Regions from separate parts of the Mus musculus genome. Here region 1 is linked to region 2. Evidence: chromatin contacts called from ENCODE Hi-C or POLR2A ChIA-PET data. All regions are on one chromosome and are shown on one strand. The core of a region is the stretch at or near the end of the contact, and the rest is flanking DNA. Distances in the headings are between cores, read along the strand shown.

The links. A loop is a pair of places that touch in the nucleus more often than their neighbours do. ChIA-PET counts read pairs that join two places held with the same protein, here RNA polymerase II (POLR2A).
Region 1: a map of left cerebral cortex shows a loop between it and region 2 (2.8-fold over the local background). The contact joins the promoter of Tbl1xr1 here to the promoter of 7530428D23Rik in region 2. A Hi-C loop is called at or near these places in 8 of 37 maps with a recorded cell type or tissue (Patski, heart and left cerebral cortex). POLR2A ChIA-PET finds 5 or more read pairs at or near these places in 1 of 5 experiments (Patski).

Annotation. Positions count from the first base shown.
Region 1 is chr3:22,074,899-22,077,925 of GRCm38, forward strand. It overlaps Tbl1xr1 (transducin (beta)-like 1X-linked receptor 1), which reads left to right and starts at 1,754. Exons shown (of 16, transcript NM_030732.3): 1 at 1,754-2,056.
Region 2 is chr3:21,799,396-21,802,390 of GRCm38, forward strand. 7530428D23Rik (RIKEN cDNA 7530428D23 gene) reads right to left here and starts at 1,376. Exons shown (of 2, transcript NR_166473.1): 1 at 1,259-1,376.

The DNA.
Region 1 (3,027 bases), core at 504-3,003, 280 kb after region 2:
GCTGAAGGACGGAGGCAGGCCTCGTCTTTGGCTTCCTCAGTGCTGTTTCCCTTAACTGGACAGAAGTGTTTTGGAAACCCAGTATAATCTACATTCCCATCAGGTGACATTGTTTAATCTAACATTCCCTCTTTCACAAGTGACAATAGCTCCGGGGACACCCAGGCTCAAGCTTTGAACTTTTCTGGTAGAAAGGGCGTTTGCAACTCCATAGACTTTCTTTGGTGCCTTTCCACCTTCCAGCTACGCCTGTCAAAATAGGTAACCGCCTCCAGGGAGGGGCCAACAGGGGAGAGTCATTGACCTTGGCTGAACCAAATCTAATCTAGTCTCGGAGTTTGTTAGGCTGCACAGTCTATAGCTGTGAAAGTTACTTCAAATGATACTTTGTTTGAAAATTTATCTTTGAAGCACTAAAGGAAGACCACTGCTTGACAGGAATACACGTTTCCAAATGTTTTGACAACTTGAAACTAGAACCTTTCACCAAAGAAGGTTGCAAAGTATTTTTAAAGATAGTAACAAAAAAGCAGAGTTTCAAGATATATGCTAGAATTAAAAGGAAGGGTGCCTCTTACAGCCCAGGTTTCTGAAAGGCTCAGGAAGGTCACCGCAGTATTTTAAAAATCCTCGGCGCTCCGGCAGCCACATTTTGACATTATTGGGCAGCCAAACTGTACTTCAGAAACCGCCTTCACGTGCCAGACGCATGCAGAAAGTAGATAATATAAACTCCCGTGGATATCACACCGCGGTGCACACTTAGTGAACATTCATTCTGTCTATGGCTTTATTTTCGCGCAATGAGAACTGATCCATCAAACCTTCCCAAAAGACCCGCAGACAAGTCGCACATTTGGGCGCACAACTTCAATTTCAGCTTTGCGTTTTCACCAAACCCCTCTCGCCGTGCGCGCTGCGCGTCTCCCCACGCGCGGTGCTCCGGGTCCCATCCTAGAACTCGCTCACGGCAGGCGAAGCACCTTTCCAGGTACGCTCCGGAGCGGGCGTGTTTACGCGCATCCAAGTGTGCGGCACTTTGAACGCGGAGTCCATGTGGAGCCCGCGCCGAGCTCCCGCAGCTGCCGGCCGCCTCCGGGGATCGGAGCGGCCGCGGCTCGCGGGATTGCTGCGGGCGAAGGGACTCAAGCGCCACCCAGGCAGCGGGACAGCCCCGGCTGCGGGCTCTGGAACGAATGCGCGGCGAGCCCAGCCCCCAGCGCCGCGAGCGAGCGAGGGAGGCTGGGTGGAGGGAGAGCGGAGCGAGTGAGGAAGCCGAGTGTGGAACGGCTCGTCGGCCGCCACCCCCACCGCCACCGCCGCGCTGCCTCCACCGCGGCCCCGCCCCTCCGCCGCGCCCCTCCCCCACTCCGGCGCTCCTCCCTCTAAGTTCCCCCTCCCAGGTCCCCCTCCCCGTCGAGGTTCCCCTCCCCCTCCCAGGCTCAGGCTCCCTTCCCCCTCGCCTCTCCTTCTCGGGGCTCCCTTCCCCCTCCACAACCCGTTTCCCCACTCCTCCTCCAGGCTCCCCTCCCCCGCCCAGCTCTCCTTCTCTTCCACCACCCGGCTCCGCTCCCCTCCCCCTCCCGGGTCCTCCTCACTTCCTCCCCTCCCCCTCCGGGCGCGCCCCACCCCTCCGCTCCCCTCGTCTCCCCTCCCCCTCCTCGGGTCCTCCTCCCCTCCCCCTCCACCCCCTCCCCCTCTACCCCTCCCCCTCCTCGCTCCCTGTTCCCTCCTCCCTCCCCGCGCGCCGGGCGCAGGCCGCTCGGGTTTGTTTTGCTGCGCGGCCGTCGCCGCCGCGGGCCCGGAGCTCATTTGTGCCTGGCTGGTCCCCGCGCTCCCCGGTGCCGAGCCGGAGCCGTTGGCCGCTCGCGCGCTTGGCTCTCTCCCTTAGTAACAGCTCCCCTCCTGCCTCGGTGCTGCGCCCTGCCCCCGCGCCCCTCCCCCGCCGGACCCGCTGCCCGGCTGTCAGCGCCCGCACCCCAGGGCGCCTCGGGGTGCCGACGGCGGCCAGGAGGGGAGCGCCGCGCGTCCTGGAGGGGACAGCGTCGCCAAGCAGGTGAGCGCGGGCCCGGGGCTGCGGGCGCCGCGAACTTGGCCTGGGCGCGGGGGAGGGGCGGCTGCGCTCACGTGCTGCCCCCCCGGGTCGGGGTGGCTGCGGGAGGCACTGGGCCCAGGCGAGCGGGCTTGGGGGCGCAGGCTGGATGCGGGGCCGCAGCCGCCCTGTGCTCACATAGCGGGGGAGCGGCCAGGGCTCAGGATGGGTGCTGGTCCGCGCTCGGGCGCGCGGGCTGCAGTCGCCCGGTCGCGCACCCCTCGGGCTGTGGCGCGCGGAGACCCCGGGCGGCGGCGGGGACCGCGGGCGGCTGTTGGGGCGCGGGCGGGGGAGGGGCGCGGCCGGGCCTCGCTCACTCAGGACGCGAGTGTGGGCACCTTGTGCCTGTGGCCTCCCCACGAGGAGGCCCTGGCCACAGCCTCGGTAAAGTTGGGTCAGAAGTGTATACAGTTGGCAAACTTATTGCCAGCTTCCTGGTAAGTTTCGGGGTGGCACACAAGTCACATTATCTTCTGACAGTATAGAGCCACGTTGTGAGTGTTTGCTGGGTGACTTCCTCTTTGCAACCGATGTCTTTTTTTTTTTTTTTTTTTTTTTTTTGGAACAGGGGCTGACTTTCATTTAAGTGTAATTCCACGTTGAAAGGCAGCTCGAGGCGAATCATGCATGTGTTAGAGTGTTCGGTAATTTTGGAAGTTCTCAATTTGGATTAAATTTAGGTTGTGAAAATGGTCTGTTCTGTGTAACATTTGGGTTGGGTGGCTTTTAAGAAACGCTCTCTTTGTTAGGTTACCCAACACTGAAAATAATTTGGTGATCACACAGAAGAGTTGGAACATAGCTAAACATTACATTTCTTTAACAGTCTGGAGTTTTCTTAAAACCTTGGTTGGACTTTATCGGCCCCAGGGTGAAGGGTTATATGCCATTTACAGTTAATTAGGGAAGTTTACTGTTGGCTTTCTTGTTTTTCC
Region 2 (2,995 bases), core at 126-2,625:
GAGTAGAATGAAACTGATGGAGGATATCAGTACTTCAGATAAAACTGAAGTCTTTTAAATGACACTTAAATTTCTTTATCAATACAGCTAATTGCTTTATCTCTGTGCCTGATTTTGGATACATAAATATAGTTTTCAGTTTATTTTTCTTTAGCTGATGAAGCTATACCCGTCAGCTTTCATCTCAGTAGTTGTATTTTGCAATACCATAGTAGTTTATTGTTTTAAATGATTTTGAAATACTCTATTTAAGTTTATGTAGCAGTGTTTGATTTACACTTCTATGCATTTTTCATGGTTGCTCTGGGAACAATAAAATGGTTCTATTTTTATGATCTATTAAAAAAAACAATATTTTACCAATACGAGGAAAATAGAGAGCTCTTTTAACTACGTATATTCCTTTTTCCTCTAAGCTATACTTACCATGTTTTACTTCTGTACACACTGAAATTCTATCAAAGTTCTTGTGTTTACAATACCATATATTTTAAAGACCTTATAAGGAAAAAGCTTTTTATACTTAACCAAATGTTTACCATTTTTGTTCTTCCTTCAGTTATGAAGAGCTGGTTTTATTGTGGTATATTCACCAGAGAAGACTGTTCAAACATGGGTTTAAGCCAATAGAAAGCCTTTATTAGCTAGCCAGCAACTACACTAGGTGTGAGATCCCAGTGTAGCACTGAGCCTTTCTCAGGGTGAGCTTTTAAGCACAAAAACCGTGTTCTGGGTTTGTTGTGGGAAATATTAAAAATAATGTGCCATGTTCCCGTACTACTGCCAGCAACACTCTACACCATTTCAGTCCCACCAGCTCTGTCTCTAGCTAGCCCCCCAGCAACCAATCACTGTGTTACCAGCTCTGGTTCGCTTGTCCTTGGAGCTGTTAGTTCGTTCTCAGCCATAAACCCCTAGAGTCGACGGTCCCACATCCTAATAACCAAGTAGAACTGCCAAGTTCCGTAGCTATTTTCTGCCCCAGTGCGGTTCTGCCGGGTTACTCTCTGCTCACCAACTCTCCCCGAGTTCCCTTCACTGCCACACCAGCCCCACACAACCCATTCAACCCGCTGTCAGCTGCCTTAACACCCAACAACCCGGTAGAAACAAAACTCTAGAAGCATATAATTAACAAGTCAGATTTATATATCCATAAATTCTCAGATTACAAGATGCCAATACAATAATTTCAGAACCAATTGATAATGACAAAAGCTGCCCACCAATATTAGACAAATTATGCCAAATTTCTAACCTTTATGATATCATAACTACCGGTGGCTATTTAAAGCCACGCTGGTTCAGGTTCTTCTTCCTGTCCATCCGCCTCCATCTCGGTCAGCTTTTTCTCCCTCTCAGATGCCTCTGTCTCTGTAACTCTTCACTCTGCCTCCCTTTTCTCTGTCCAATCGCCAGCCTCCTGCTGCACTAGTGTTTTAATGTAATTGGACAGGGAAAATCCTGCCTCATGTGTTGACACACTTCAGTTAACAAGAACAGTTAGTCAAAAGCAGGACTACAGAAGCTAGAAAAGCAAAGTAGGTGTATTTTGAGACCTTCCCAGAGTTATATGGAATTTGAAGGATTAGGCCTTTACTTTAGTTTTAAAGTGTGGTGCTGTCAACCTGGCAAGTTTTACAGCCTGAATGACACTTTATCATGAAGTCAGCTGTGCTAAGGTTGGGGAGCCTACTAAGTTCTGGTGCCCTATTTCAGTTTTCCTAATAAAATCATTCCCCTTTAAACCAAATAACTTCCTTGAGCAAATCCTCTATGATAAATTCTTGTTACTTTCTCCTCCTTCCTAAATATTGACATAATTTTTTGTGATTGTTCTTTAAACACTTATTTCTCCCATCTGACTTTAATAGTCTCAGCAGAGAAATCTTATTTAGTTTTTATTTTCCTTCCCACTGCCAAGTGCTGTCTTCTTTACTGTTGCTTTCCCAGTCTGACTATAGAATGTCCCAGCTCTGTTTTTCCTTCATTGTGATAATTTAATGAACTTTTTTTGAGATAGTAAGATTTGTTTCTTTATTTGTATGTATATGTGCCTCTATGAGTTTATGTGCACCACATACATATAGTGCCTCAAAAGAGTATTGGATCCCCTAGAAATATAATTACAGATGGTTGTAGGCCATCATGTGGGTCCTGGGAACCCAACTTGAAACGTCTGGGAAAGCATCTGGAAGCTGTCTATTCACCAATGACCCATCTCTCCAGACTCTATTGAGCTTCTTGAAACTGCACAGGTTTCTCATTCACTAAGTTTAGGGAGTTCTATTACTAATGCCACAAAGACATTCTCTTTTCTTTCCTCTCCTTCCAGACATCAAACAGCAAACACATTATACATCTCACAGTTATCCCTAGCACTCAAAAGCTTGGTTTATTTATTTATCTTTTTTTTAGATTGTATAATTATTATTAATCTATTATAGAGTTTTCTCATTCTTAAAAGTAGACATTCTGCTATTGATCCCTTCTAGGAATGTTGCGGGCCGACTAGTGGCTCGAGAGGAACAGTACGACTGAGATGGCAGCAGAGCTGAAAGAAAGGAACTAGACGGTCAGAAGAACAGAGCTAAGTCAAATCAGGTTCTGATCAAAGCTCAATTTTACTGATTCATGCACCGAGATATGAAGCGGGGGGAAGGGGTTAATTCCCGCCAAATAATCTTGGGGTCCAGTAGCAGGGTGACCACGTGTATGGCTCCAGAACAGCAAGGCGGCAGGCTCCAGTAGTGGGCATGGCAGAACGATTGAGCGGCAGGCTCCACCCCGATGCCAACAGTGAAACCTGAGCAAACAGGTTTCAGGCTGAGGAGGTGGGGGAGGTTACATAGGAACTTTCTTTAATGAATGTGGCAGCCCTTGCATTTGGAGCATAGATATTTAGAATTGAGAGTTCATCTTGGTAGATTTTTACCTTTGACAAGTATGAAGTTCCCTTCCTTGTTTTTTTTTTTTTTTTTTTTTTTTTTTTTTT